Regions from separate parts of the Homo sapiens genome. Here all the other regions are linked to region 2. A link is a contact called in ENCODE Hi-C or POLR2A ChIA-PET data. All regions are on one chromosome and are shown on one strand. The core of a region is the stretch at or near the end of the contact, and the rest is flanking DNA. Distances in the headings are between cores, read along the strand shown.

Evidence for each region. Hi-C counts contacts between places; a loop is a spot of excess contacts on that map. ChIA-PET counts read pairs that join two places held with the same protein, here RNA polymerase II (POLR2A). Pooled maps may share reads with other maps.
Region 1: a map of Right ventricle myocardium inferior shows a loop between it and region 2 (2.8-fold over the local background). The contact joins two enhancer-like sites. A Hi-C loop is called at or near these places in 1 of 168 maps with a recorded cell type or tissue (Right ventricle myocardium inferior). POLR2A ChIA-PET finds 5 or more read pairs at or near these places in 1 of 52 experiments (T-cell).
Region 3: a pooled map of heart left ventricle shows a loop between it and region 2 (1.8-fold over the local background). The contact joins two enhancer-like sites. A Hi-C loop is called at or near these places in 2 of 168 maps with a recorded cell type or tissue (OCI-LY7 and endothelial cell of umbilical vein), 4 of 37 single-sample maps with no recorded cell type and 6 of 50 pooled maps.

The regions. Positions count from the first base shown.
Region 1 is chr4:38,033,966-38,038,237 of GRCh38, forward strand. It overlaps TBC1D1 (TBC1 domain family member 1), which reads left to right. Exons shown (of 22, transcript NM_001396959.1): 8 at 1,623-1,733. Among named protein-coding and RNA genes, the nearest start is that of PTTG2, 76 kb to the left of the region's middle. Within about 2 kb of position 1,471, at least 2 of the 41 ENCODE cell types and tissues checked have a DNase peak (open chromatin) inside an H3K27ac peak, as active enhancers do.
Region 2 is chr4:37,664,771-37,668,879 of GRCh38, forward strand. All of the region lies in intron 1 of RELL1 (RELT like 1), which reads right to left. Among named protein-coding and RNA genes, the nearest start is that of RELL1, 20 kb to the right of the region's middle. RefSeq lists enhancers at 1,299-2,498, 1,781-2,338. Within about 2 kb of position 1,813, at least 21 of the 41 ENCODE cell types and tissues checked have a DNase peak (open chromatin) inside an H3K27ac peak, as active enhancers do.
Region 3 is chr4:37,968,354-37,972,565 of GRCh38, forward strand. The region is part of intron 2 of TBC1D1 (TBC1 domain family member 1); the gene reads left to right. Among named protein-coding and RNA genes, the nearest start is that of PTTG2, 10 kb to the left of the region's middle. Within about 2 kb of position 2,563, at least 8 of the 41 ENCODE cell types and tissues checked have a DNase peak (open chromatin) inside an H3K27ac peak, as active enhancers do.

The sequences.
Region 1 (4,272 bases), core at 221-2,720, 370 kb after region 2:
TTTTGATAATTGTGAATAAAGATGCTGTTTTCAGCTCATTTGGGTAAACACCAAGGAGTGCAATTGCTGGGTTATGTGGTAAGAATGTGTTTAGTTTTACAAGAAACTGCTGGCCTGTTTTCCAAAGTGGCTGTACTGTTTTGCATCCCCGCCAACCATAAATGGGAGTTCTTGTTGTTTTGTGGACATTTGGGCTCAGTGTACCCATAACCCTTTGATCTAGCAGTGTTAAGTTGGGATTGTGGCATTACTGCCACTTTCCTTTTTGAGAATCTAATGCCCACTTTCTCCAGAGAAATCCACTTTTTGCATATAACTTGTAAAATTTTGTAATATTGGGGTTCACAGCCTGGAGTCCAGGTTGAGAGTGTCTGCTGTAGCCTCCAAAATATTTAATATTTCAGTCCGAAATTTGAAAGAACAGGAAGGCCTCAATGAAAACAAACCCTTCTAATCATTAACTATCCTTTCCTTAAGTAACAAGAACAACTTACCTTTAATCTTTTTCGTTAAGAAAGGACTGGGTTTCTTTAAGAAAGGACTGTCAGAAAGTCTGGGTTAGTGTTACCTTTGCTTTGAATGCTTATTATGTGCAGGGTAAAGTTGCTTCCTTAGTTAGCTGGGGAAGAAGTGACCAAGAGTGGTGTTGACCCAGATTCAGATCCTTGTGTAGTTGATCCATTTATGTCACTGAATTTGTTTTAAAGAACAGTCTGGAAATTTGGAGTAGGGAGAGGGGAGGAACAGGCAATGGATACTTGTCAACATAAAAAAAGATGTATTTTCAAAATTTATAGACTAAAAACTTTGTGTATCCCAAAACAATTCATTTTACTTTCTTCATATATGATAAAATCATACATTAAATTAGGTGGACTTTAAAAAAATTCACTCTGGCATTTCAAATCCAAAGCATTTGGGAGCAGGAGGAGACCATAGAGTTTCCTCTGTGCACCATCCTCACTTCAGCAGACAGGGAAGCTAGAATTAAGGGGCTTGGCTTCACACTTCTCGGCAGCAGCCGGAACCTACATGTCCTGACTTCTGGTCCAGTGTGCTGTGCCACGACCCTGTCTAAAAGTTAAAAGGCATAGAGAGAATTTTTTTTTTAAAGAAAGAAGAAAGAAATGTACATGCCATGAAGTTTTGTATGGAAGGGGGTGCCCCATGGGGATTCCACAGAGTGCTTCACGGTGAACACATTCGACATAGGAAATTATGACACTGAATCCCGTTGCTGTTTTCCTTGCCCGTTCCCTAAGAGTTTGTCAATGTTTGGTCATCATGGCCCCTGACCTTTGGGTATTTATATGGATTTTGTGTTTTTCCTCTTGTTTTAAAAACTATTTATTTGTTAAACATTTTGACTGTGTCTCTATCTGATATTAAAGATTCATTTTTAGATGGGAGGACATCAGAGATGAAAAGCTAAATCTGGCCCACTGGCTCCACTGTTCCTTTTTAAAAATTCTCTCTACTTTTAGGATCATTGGTGCCCCCTGGTGAGATGATTGAGTAAAAGCACTAGTTTAGTGGATGGAAGCTGTTAGCATTTAAAAAGACGGCTTAGCAATATTGTTGACGATTAAAAATAAATCCTGTTTCTGATTTTTGTTTTAAAGAAATTGAGACCGAGAAATGAGCAGCGAGAGAATGAATTGATTATTTCTTTTCTGAGATGTTTATATGAAGAGAAACAGAAAGAACACATCCATATTGGGGAGATGAAGCAGGTATGGCATTTTTGTCTCTTGTAATTGTTGCCAAGTCTCTGCCAAGTCTCTGTATAAACAACGTTTTGAGGATTTTCTGAAACTCTGATACCTTTTTTTCTCCCTATGTTTTATTTTCCTTTGTTGCACATAGAGGGGAAATTTGGGAGTGTTAGACTATGTATGCTTGAGAAGATAAGAAAAGTTTCTGCCTGCACCATAGTGGAGGCAGAACAGTTGCTCTAATAAGAGGACTGGCTTAGAGCAGCAAGAATTGAGTGTAAGAGTGGATGCCACCAAGATGAGCTGCTTGGCTTGCAGGGAGCTGGTTTGTCACCTCGCCTTTCTTCTTTGTAAACCTGGAAGGACATTGCATGGCTGCCTTTGGAATTACAAAAAGTACCTGAACGTCCTTTGTGATATAAATGCTAGGTCACAAATCAGATACAATGTTGGCAAGCCTGACTTATGTGCTATTCAGGTTAGAACTTGGATTAATTCCATTTTGCATGGTGGAAATACAGAGTCTCCCTCCCCTCCTCCACTGTCTACAGCCTTATTTAGCTTTTCTCTTTGTGGGGTCTCAAGGCAGAAGCTGGGGCTCTCTGCAGATCTCTCCCTTGGAAGATCTTCAGGTTTGGGAGTCCCTATGTTACATGGTACCACAGACCATTTCCTTTGTCTTTTGGACTCCATGTGAGTCCATTCATAATGAACCATTAATAGCTTCAAAACATACACATTTTATATTTGCTAAAGTTACCTGTTGGCCAGAAATCTAGAGAAAAATCAGTGAAGGATGTACAAGTTTCTCAGTTTCCCAAAAGTATGTTCCCTTTTTCTTTTTGAACACTCCCCACGTACGTGTTCCAAAGACACTTGTGTGCTCAGTGGTGTGCCCTGTCCTACGGCAGCCTTTGCGTCTGGACCCTAAACCAAGTGTGCAGTTTTCATGGGGTGTACACTTAGCAAATCTCCACATAAGGTTTCTACCTTCTAGGTGGCTTTGGCAGTCACGTGCCTTCCCTGAACACTTGGGCTGGTGTACAGTGTCAGCCACGGTTTCTAATCTCATTGGCCAGCCATGAGGTCCTTTAGCAGTGACTCTAACATGAGTATATGACCTGTGTTTTTTGGGGTTTTGACTTGTGGTCTTGGTTTGTAGCCATTCCTCCCTTCCCAACCTGTACCCTTAAGATAGCATTCAAGTTCTGTGTCTCTCCTGTTCATTTTTGGATGGACCAGTTGGTCTAAGTTTTCAGTTAATTCTGGAGTTCATTTTTCAGCCTATTTCTTTTCTCTTTTCCACTCCCTTTTTCCCCTCTTGTGCCACTGATAGCTTTTTCCCTGTTCTGATTTTCTTTTATCTGAGTCAGTCTGACTTGTTCCAACAGGAAATTGATAATTTTGAAGTAATTTATAACTGCTAGAAAGGGGAATGAAGCATTTACGGTGGATGGAAAGTCTTCTTTTACTAAACATTTTGAGCATTTATGGTGAATGGAAAGTTTTGACCTAACTGCAGACTCATTTTTATGGACCAGCATAATATTTTTATGATTTGGGCATAGATCATCCAATGGAGAAATGTGTTTAATGTTTTTTTTTTACCCAAAAAAACATAAGAGTTCAATGTAGAAGTGACTGAGCCTTACAAGCAGAACTGGCATCTGTGTAACACTTTTACTAGGGGTTTCTAAACATCATGAACCAGACGGCTCATGTCTTCGTCTATAAAGAAGCTGCCCTAATCCCCTGATGAGGTTGGTGTACTCCAGGCTGGACACTCTCATGGGCTCTGAGGAGTGGGTTTTTCAGAGCAGCAGCTGCTTTATAGACCCATTAGGCACAGCCTTGAGATTCACTGATAGATCCTTTTCATGTTTTCTGCTATCAGTTTAGCCACGTGGATTTCATTACCTTCTTGTTGCACCTAAAAATTTCTAAAGCTTTTGAAAATGTGGGAAGATGTGACATAGACCGTGGTAGGATCATGGCTTTGACAAAGAACTTCTCTGGCCACAGGACTTCAGAAGCGGACAGAGGACAGTGAGCGCTTCTCTCAGTGCTGTGCGTGTCAGGGTCGGCAGGGAGGCCATATGCGCTTTTCAAAGACCAAAAGAATAGTGCTGGAGAACTGTCAGAGGAGTTGTGAAATAGAAAAAACCCTGAATGAGTCTTTTGATCTTATAGAACAGGGTTCAGTTTGGGCAAGACTTATACATTAAGTTAGAGGCTGTCACGTTTTAGTCAATGGACTTGTCGTTTCCACCTGTATTCACAGAGGTGGTACAAAAATTAGTATGAAATCAGCTGCCACTTACTGAATGTTTGCCAAGTGCCAGATAGAGTTCTCATTCCTTACATAAATGACTCCATTCATTCTACAAGTTTTTTGAGGTAGGTGGTAAAATACCCATTTTATAGATGAGGAAATGGGGAAGAGCAGTCAAGCAGTTACTAGTGAGTAGTGGAGCCACTTTGTCTGATGTCTAAGTACTTTATCTTAATTATTGTGTGTTTTTTTAAGGAGCTTAACAAAATTTAATGCTATATAACT
Region 2 (4,109 bases), core at 563-3,062:
AAATAAATCAGTGGCCTACATGATATCACTGGGTCGAGGCAGAGAAATGAGCCAAGCAGAAGAACCAAAGCTTAGGAGGACATTTTCCCCACCCACCTCACTACAACAGCGCACCACTCAGACATACCACGGTCAAAGGCAGGAATCCCAGCAGGACACAGAACTCGCCGGAAAACCCTGACTGAAGTCAAACACCTCTTTCCCTAAGTGGAGGTGGGGAAGTGAAGGTTTGTACCTCTAATCCCTAACACAGTTCCTGCAACACAGTAGGAGTGCCTGAAACATCTGCTGCAGCAATGTTATATGTGAAAGCAAATTCTCTCATTGCAGAAGGGCTCCTGGGTAATCAATCAAGTCCCCAAGTTCACAGTAACTTTATAAGCAGTTTTGTTAAGATCCTATTTGGTAGAACAGAATATCCAGTGTACTTACACCCCATTTGCCAAATGCCAACAGTTTTTACAAACATAAATAAGTAGATTCTTTTCAGAGCTGGACAACTGATACACCCCACTGCTTCACCCCCTTGTTGGGTAAGTCCTTTCTGAAGGATGTAAATATACCAGCATGCTCCTGGGTTCATCGAAATCAACAGAAGTTTCCAGTTTGCAAAGATCCAAAAGAAAGGCTATAAATAGCAGCACATTCCTAAACCCAGCTTGGGGAACTAGCTCTCAACTGGATTTTCACAGGACTCCAATTCATCCCCAACTGCCAGATCCATAAGGGGACGCTAAATCCGAGCTTACACAACCTCACCAAAGGCTACTGCCCAATTTCCACGTGGCTGCGAGTCCTAACAGAACTGTTCATGTATATTCCTTGCAAGAGGCCAACCAAGAACTAGGTTAGAAATTATTTAAACTATGGGAGGAAGTCTAAGTAGCAAGGGCCAGAAAAAAACCATCAAATAGGAGGAAACACGCCATCTCAGCCTGTCTCCAGTAGCAACGGGAAGAAATGGGGTCAAAGGGGTGCTCCTTTAGGAAATCAGTGAATTCCCTGAAGCTTACAGAGAGCTGGTGCAGGAAACCAGTCCTTGGGGAGCTAGATCCCTGGTTTCTGGGCACAACTGGCACCTGTCAGGGTTAGAAGTCCAGCCAAGTCATTTCTACCCTGCAGAATAGGACATAAACTAATCACATGGGGAAAAAATGGGTGGTGCTGAGCTGGCTGGAGGGAAGCAAGGGCGTCAGAAAGGAAGACTGGCCCAGCACCCGACCAGGCAGAGGGAGAAAGAGAGATGGTGACTGATGCCCCTGTGGAGTGTTGGGGGTTTATGATTTCCAGATCCAGGGCCTCTAGGATGCTCAACTACTTTACCACCAACTGCTAACAGCCACTAACCTTTACTGGAATTTTTACTTACATTATCATTTCTTATCTCTACAACTCTGAGATAGGTGTTAATATTAAACCCATCTTAGAAATGGAGATGATCAAGAACAAAGTATTGAAGCTGAAGTCACTCATCTGGGAAATGGCTGGGCCAACATTTGAACCAAGGTCTGTTGCACGCAGGGCCAACTCTGAAGCAAGACTACTCCCTATGAAGCATGGAAGCAAAAGCAGAAACTGGCTTTTTTCTTGGCTGCACTGTGTTCAATTTGTTTCCTAGCTGTGAAGCCCCAGGCAAGGTCAATTAGCATCTCTGTGCCTCAGTTTCCTCATCCATAAAATAATAATAGTTTCTAAGCCTTATATGAGATTACTAGGGTTTATCCAAGTTAAGACTTGATAAATGCTAGCCATTATTGCTGTGATTATTATTATCTGTGGTAATAAGAGCAAAGCAGTTGCTATCCTCACCAAGCTCACAGCTCAGCTGGGGATATAAAATCAAACATCCAGAAAAGGACAAGGAATCACATGAGCTGGGCTGGAAGGGGCAGTGTTAAATGTGGGGTGCAGAAAAGATAAGCCCTGGGGGTGAGTGAGCAGCGACCACACAGCACTGCTCAGGTGGTACCACAAGGCCAGGCAGGCACCCACATCCCCACATGCAAGCCAGTGTTTCTCTTCCTTCCAGGAACAGGAAGCAGATAATGACTAAACAGAGAACTACAAAAGTCCTAAACGAAGGGTTTTCCAATTAGTCACAGGTTAGGTCGGGCAATGTTCCTGCAAGACAGGCACGTGGGCTGGCTTCTGAGAACATAGGAACTGGAAAAGGAAGGTGAGTAAATGTTGAGCTCCAAGGATCTGTCCCGGCTGAAGTCCCCTGGTGTGAAGTCCCCGCTACTGCTGTTAGAGAAAGGGCAAAGTAAAGGAGGGAGTAGGAAAGAAAATAAAGGTCACTTCAGAAAAGGCAAACGAAGGAAAGATTGAACAGAAGTAACCAGGAAAACCCTAGACGTAGGGAAGTCAATGTTAAAGAAGAGAAATGAATGTCACTAGCATGAAACCCAAACAAGAACTCTGAAAACCAGTAGCAACCAGTGAGACACACAGAAAAAAATACTATTAATAATAGTCACATATTGATGTATAATGTGTACAGTTACTATTTCAAGCATTTTTCAGATATTAACTCATTTCATCCTTACAATAACTCTATGGGGTAGCTTCTATTATTTCCAGCCCCATTTAAAGATGTAAAACTACAGAACAGAGAGGTTAAGTAACCTATGCCAGGTCACACAGGTAGCAAGTATCAAAGGTGACTTTAATCCAGGCAGCCTGGCTCCAGAACTCCACACTCTGCTCCATTACTGCTGAAATGTGAGGGCTCACAGTTTCAACATTCAGTAAAAGTCCATGGAATGGGATTCTCCATAGCTCATCTCTATTATAGATACTACAGGGTTCACGTAGTAGAGTTAGAGAAGGTAGAAAACCTACAGATAATCATTATCCCTGTAACACAGCAATAAATCTACAATGACAGAATGGCATTTCCTAGTGAGTCAGTTATTAGGAAGAGAAGGTACATTTAAAAGTTACGTTCTTTCCAAGTCAATTTATCTTTTTTTTTAACCAAGTGCTAATTGTTAAAAAGTAATTCTGCTGCCATTTGTAAGATACAAAATTAAAATGCTACCCTGATCTACATATAACACTGATGAAACAGTTGGTTACTTCTCAGAAATCCTAAACTTCCTTTGCACTCTTAAAACAATAGAAACACTTTGTATGAAGGGATCAGATTTGTCATCACCCACTTTGTCCAAAATGATCTCAATTGTGAATGAAAAATGTTAAGTGAAAAAAAAACACATACAAAGCAGTATTTAGAGCTTAAATGGTCCCAGTTTTTATAAGAAAAAAAAAGACATCAAAATGTTATCAAAGTGGTAAGATTATAAGTCATTTTTTTTCTTTAGTGTTTTGTGTCTTAGCATTCCCCACATTTCCTTTTATTTTAATTATTCACAGTAAAATCACAAAATGTTTTTCAAAAAAGGGAGGAGGTATGCACAGAAAAAAAGGAACCCCCTCCCCCTCCCCCTCCCCCTCTCCCTCTCCCCTCTTTCCACGGTCTCCCTCTGATACCGAGCCGAAGCTGGACTGTACTGCTGCCATGTCGGCTCACTGCAACCTCCCTGCCTGATTCTCCTGCCTCAGCCTGCCGAGTGCCTGCGATTGTAGGCCCGCGCCGCCACGCCTGACTGGTTTTCGTATTTTTTGGGTGGAGACGGGGTTTCGCTGTGTTGGCCAGGCTGGTCTCCAGCTCCTAACCGCGAGTGATCCGCCAGCCTCGGCCTCCCGAGGTGCCGGGATTGCAGACGGAGTCTCCTTCACTCAGTGCTCAATGGTGCCCAGGCTGGAGTGCAGTGGCGTGATCTCGGCTCGCTACAACATCCACCTCCCAGCAGCCTGCCTTGGCCTCCCAAAGTGGCGAGATTGCAGCCTCTGCCCGGCCGCCACCCCGTCTGGGAAGTGAGGAGCGTCTCTGCCTGGCCGCCCATCGTCTGGGATGTGAGGAGCCCCTCTGCCTGGCTGCCCAGTCTGGAAAGTGAGGAGCATCTCTGCCCGGCCGCCATCCCATCTAGGAAGTGAGGAGCGCCTCTTCCCGGCCGCCACCCCATCTAGGAAGTGAGGAGCGTCTCTCCCCGGCCGCCCATCGTCTGAGATGTGGGGAGCGCCTCTGCCCTGTCGCCTCGTCCGGG
Region 3 (4,212 bases), core at 1,313-3,812, 300 kb after region 2:
GCAGCCAGCTATTAATTTTGCAAGGCTTTTGGATACATTTAATGAAGGTGGCTGGGGCCGCTAAAAATGTTCTCATGAAGTCGGCTTGCTGTTATTCTGGCTAACAAGAAACTACAATGTAACGCAGAAAATCAAAACATAAAATTAGAGACCTTGATTCAAATGTTGACATGGATATATCAAGGTAGAATGTTCTTGAGGTACCCACCTGAATTTATAAGGTACTCCTCAATAAGTCCTCACCTAATTTGTTCTTCTACTTCTCCTCTACATTTTCTTTCCTTCATGAACCAATTTATTGAGCACCGTTTGCTCTGAAGACGGTCTTCAAATACTCCGTCTTGTCACCTGAAGATTCATCTTGAATCCGGCATGATTTAAAATGTGAGTGTGGGTGTGTCCTTGAGAGAAAGTGAGCCATGTAGACAGGCAAGGAGGGATTGGAGGTGTGGGGTTGGGAGAGGGAGTGTGAGTTCCATGTGTGAGTGAGCAGGACCCAAGCCTGGGGACGAATTTCTAAACTGTTGAAAGTGTGGCGGGCAAGTGATGCTTGTGTGTACCAAGTCTCTGCCCAGCTAGTATGATAGGAATGTACCAGAGACACTTGGACGATTTGTGGCTTGGCTTATGGAGTTAAAGTAACAATTGGAGCACAGTCTTGCTGTTAGACACAGCAACTCATAAAAAGGGAGAGGAAAATATCAAGACACATCCTGCAGGCCCACCATGCTGGAGTGAATTTTGGCTCACACACAATCCCTTCTCTGATCTTAACTGTGTGTCCTGTCCTATTTTGTGTGTCTATAAACCCAGCTCTGAGCTTGAGGCCTCCAGCCCATCATTTGTTTTACTTCTACATTTAAGACATATCATTCACACTATAATTCCAATATCAATCATTGTTGCTACTACTAATACTATTACTACCACCACTACATCTACAGCCAAAATTTGCTGTGCATCTACTATAGGCCAGTGCTTTATCTGTGTTTTTGTTTGTTTGTTTGAGACAGAGTTCCGCTCTTGTCGCCCAGTCTGGAGTGCAATGGCACAATCTCGGCTCATGGCAACCTCCACCTCCTGGGTTCAAGTGATTTTCCTGCCTCAGCCTCTGGAGTAGCTGAGATTACAGGCATCCACTACCACCATGCCTGGCTAATTTTTGTATTTTTGGTGGAGATGGGGTTTCACCACGTTGGCCAGGCTGGCCTTGAACTCTTGACCTCGGGTGATCCACTGCCTCAGCCTCCCAAAAAGTGCTGGGATTACAGGCATGAGTCACCACACCCAGCCAAAACTATCCCTTTTAAGTGTGGGATCCATTATTACAAAGGCCCAGTGACTTAACTTACCTAAAGTCATTCAATCATCATCACACAGCGGGATTTACCAAAATTAAGATGTAATTTACATTCTGTAACATTTTGGTATTTAGTAAATCCACAAATTTTGGTATTTAGTATATTAATGTAACCATCATCACCATCTAATTCCAAAACATTGTCATCACTGCAAAAAGAAACCCTGCACCCATTAGCAGTCTCTCCCTATTTTCTCCTCTCTCCAGCCCCCGGTAACTACTAGTCTATTTTCTGTCTCTATGGATTTGCCTGTTCTGGATATTTCATATAAATAGAATCATACAGTATGCAGTCTTTTGTAACTGGCTTATTTCAATTGGCATAGTGCTTTCAAGGTCCATCAGTGCTGTGGCATGTATCAGTACTTCATTACTTTTTATAGCCAAATAATATTCCATTGTGTGGATATACCATATCTTGTTGATCCATTCATCAGTTGAAGGGCAGCTGGGTTGTTTCCACTCTTGGGAGTTGTGCTGCTGTGCACATTCATGGACACATTTTTACATGGGCATATATGTTTTCAATTTATGCAGAGGGATTTTTAGTATTAGATTTTCAGGATTTGGTATTATCCTTGGCAAATATGGGTTTCTTTGGAAACAAATTTTTCTGTTTGTAAGAGATGATTGCATATCATCAAACTTACACTAACATTCCCTCTCCACTATGAAGCTCTGATTTCTGTCCTATCTCCTCCTATGCAAGGCCTGATTTCCAGAGAACGTTAATCTTCTAAGCCTTTCTCCATGCGGATCCTTCTTCCTGGAAAGCCCATTCCCTCTCCACCTTCTGTAAATGGCCTGAAACCAGCCAGGAAGCTGGGTTTTCCTTTGCAGCCTGAAGTTATTTTCCTTCCTCTGGGAACTCATCGAAGCTTCACCTGGACTTTGAGGGAAAATAACTTCAGGCTTTTGTCACTCTTTTCCCTGCCTGAGCTTCCCTGCTACCCTCTATGCCCCTTGAGGGCAGGATTCTGGTCTGACTCCATTTTGCTATTTCCTGCAAGGACTTCTGTGGCTTTCCAAAATAGGTGCTAATGAATATTCATATTTGTGAACTGAATTCCTGATCCATTGCCAAGTGGTTCTGATTCACTTGAAACCCAGTTGAACTTCCTTGTAGAGTTTGTATTACAATGGCTCTATTTTTAACCAGGTCTTAGGGTGGGGAGGAGCAAGCTGGCAGAGTGAGGTCATTCTTTTGCATGTGTCCCTGCCTCACTGGCCCCCCCCACTAGAGGGCAGCCTGCCTGGCATCACCTCCTAAACTTACAGGAGGTTTTGCCGCCCTTGCTTCTTGTTCCTCCTCAAAAGAAGAAATTGGCAGAAGAGCTGGGGCAGGAGTGTCAGGGTTTGTTTTGGTGGGGATATGGTCAGGCTTAGTAGGGAAGCAACTCTTCCAGTTCCCAGACCGGCCCCCCTGCCTTTCAAGTCCTCCGTTAATGTCTCAGGAGTGCTGAGATGGTGAGACATTAAAGCATCCTTTTAAAGTTACTTAGACAACAATTTGAGATTTCTGTAGGGATACTGTATTAGTCTATTCTTATGCTGTTAATAAAGACATACCTAAGACTGGGTAATTATAAAGGAAAGCGGTTTATTGACTCACAATTCCACGTGGCTGGGGAGGCCTCAAAATCATGGTAGAAGGCAAGAAGGAGCAAGTCACATCTTACACGGCAACAGACAGGAGAAGAATTGAGAGCCGAACAAAAAGGGTTTTGCCTTATAAAACCATCAGATCTCATGAGACTCATTCACTACCATGAGAACAGGATGAGGGAAATCACCCCCATGATTCAGTTATCTCCCACTGTGTCCCTCCCACAACTCATGGGAATTATGGGAGCTACAATTCAAGATGAGATTTGGGTGGGGACACAGCCAAACCATATCAGATACTATCGTGTTTAGATCTCTGCAGTCCTATTTGGATAGCCTATTGCTTTCCACAGAGCAACTATATATATATATTTTAAAGTAAAGGATCTAAAACTGTAAGAGTGGTTCTTGATCCTGGCTGATAATCAGAATCACTTGCTAGAATATATTTCTAAGCTTTAAGTAAACCCAGAGTCAACATTATGGGTCAACACCAATAATGACCTCTGTGGCTGAATTCAGTGGGCTGACACATTTGACTTGGCTAGGTGGAGTGTTTTAATAATTGAGAATGCATTCTCTAAGATGCTGTAGTTACTTCATTCTTTATCCTCTCACACCTTGCCCTCTTCACACATTTATATGACCTGCTTGCTCTTTGAGGTCTCTGAGAATTTGACCTTTGCTCCAAAACAGCCCAATCATCTGAGACCCTCTACTCTCTCTCTCACTTGGCCACCTTCCCATTACAGGTGACTCTGATAGACAATCAGGGCTGGAAACTATCAGTGTCTTTGAGCAATGACTATTCTGTCTGCAGAGGTTCTCAATTCTGACTGCATGAGAGAAACACCTTGGAGATGTTAAAAATTACTGATGCCTGGCTGGGTGCGGTGGTTCATGCCTGTCATCTCGCACTTTGGGAGGCTGAGGCGGGTGGATCACCTGAGGTAGGGAGTTTGAGAGTAGCCTGACCAACATGGAGAAGCCCTGTCTCTACTAAAAATACAAAATTAGCCAGGTGTGACAGTGCATGCCTATAATCTCAACTACTCAGGAGGCTGAGGCATGAGAATCACTTGAACCCAGGAGGCGGAGGTTGTGGTTAGCTGAGATCGTGCCATTGCACTCCAGCCTGGGCAACAAAAGGGAAACGCCGTTTCAAAAAAAAAAAAAAAAAAAGATTACTGATGCCCAGTATACGTACAATCCTTTCAGGGTAGCATATGCAGTTCCTTGTGGGAAGG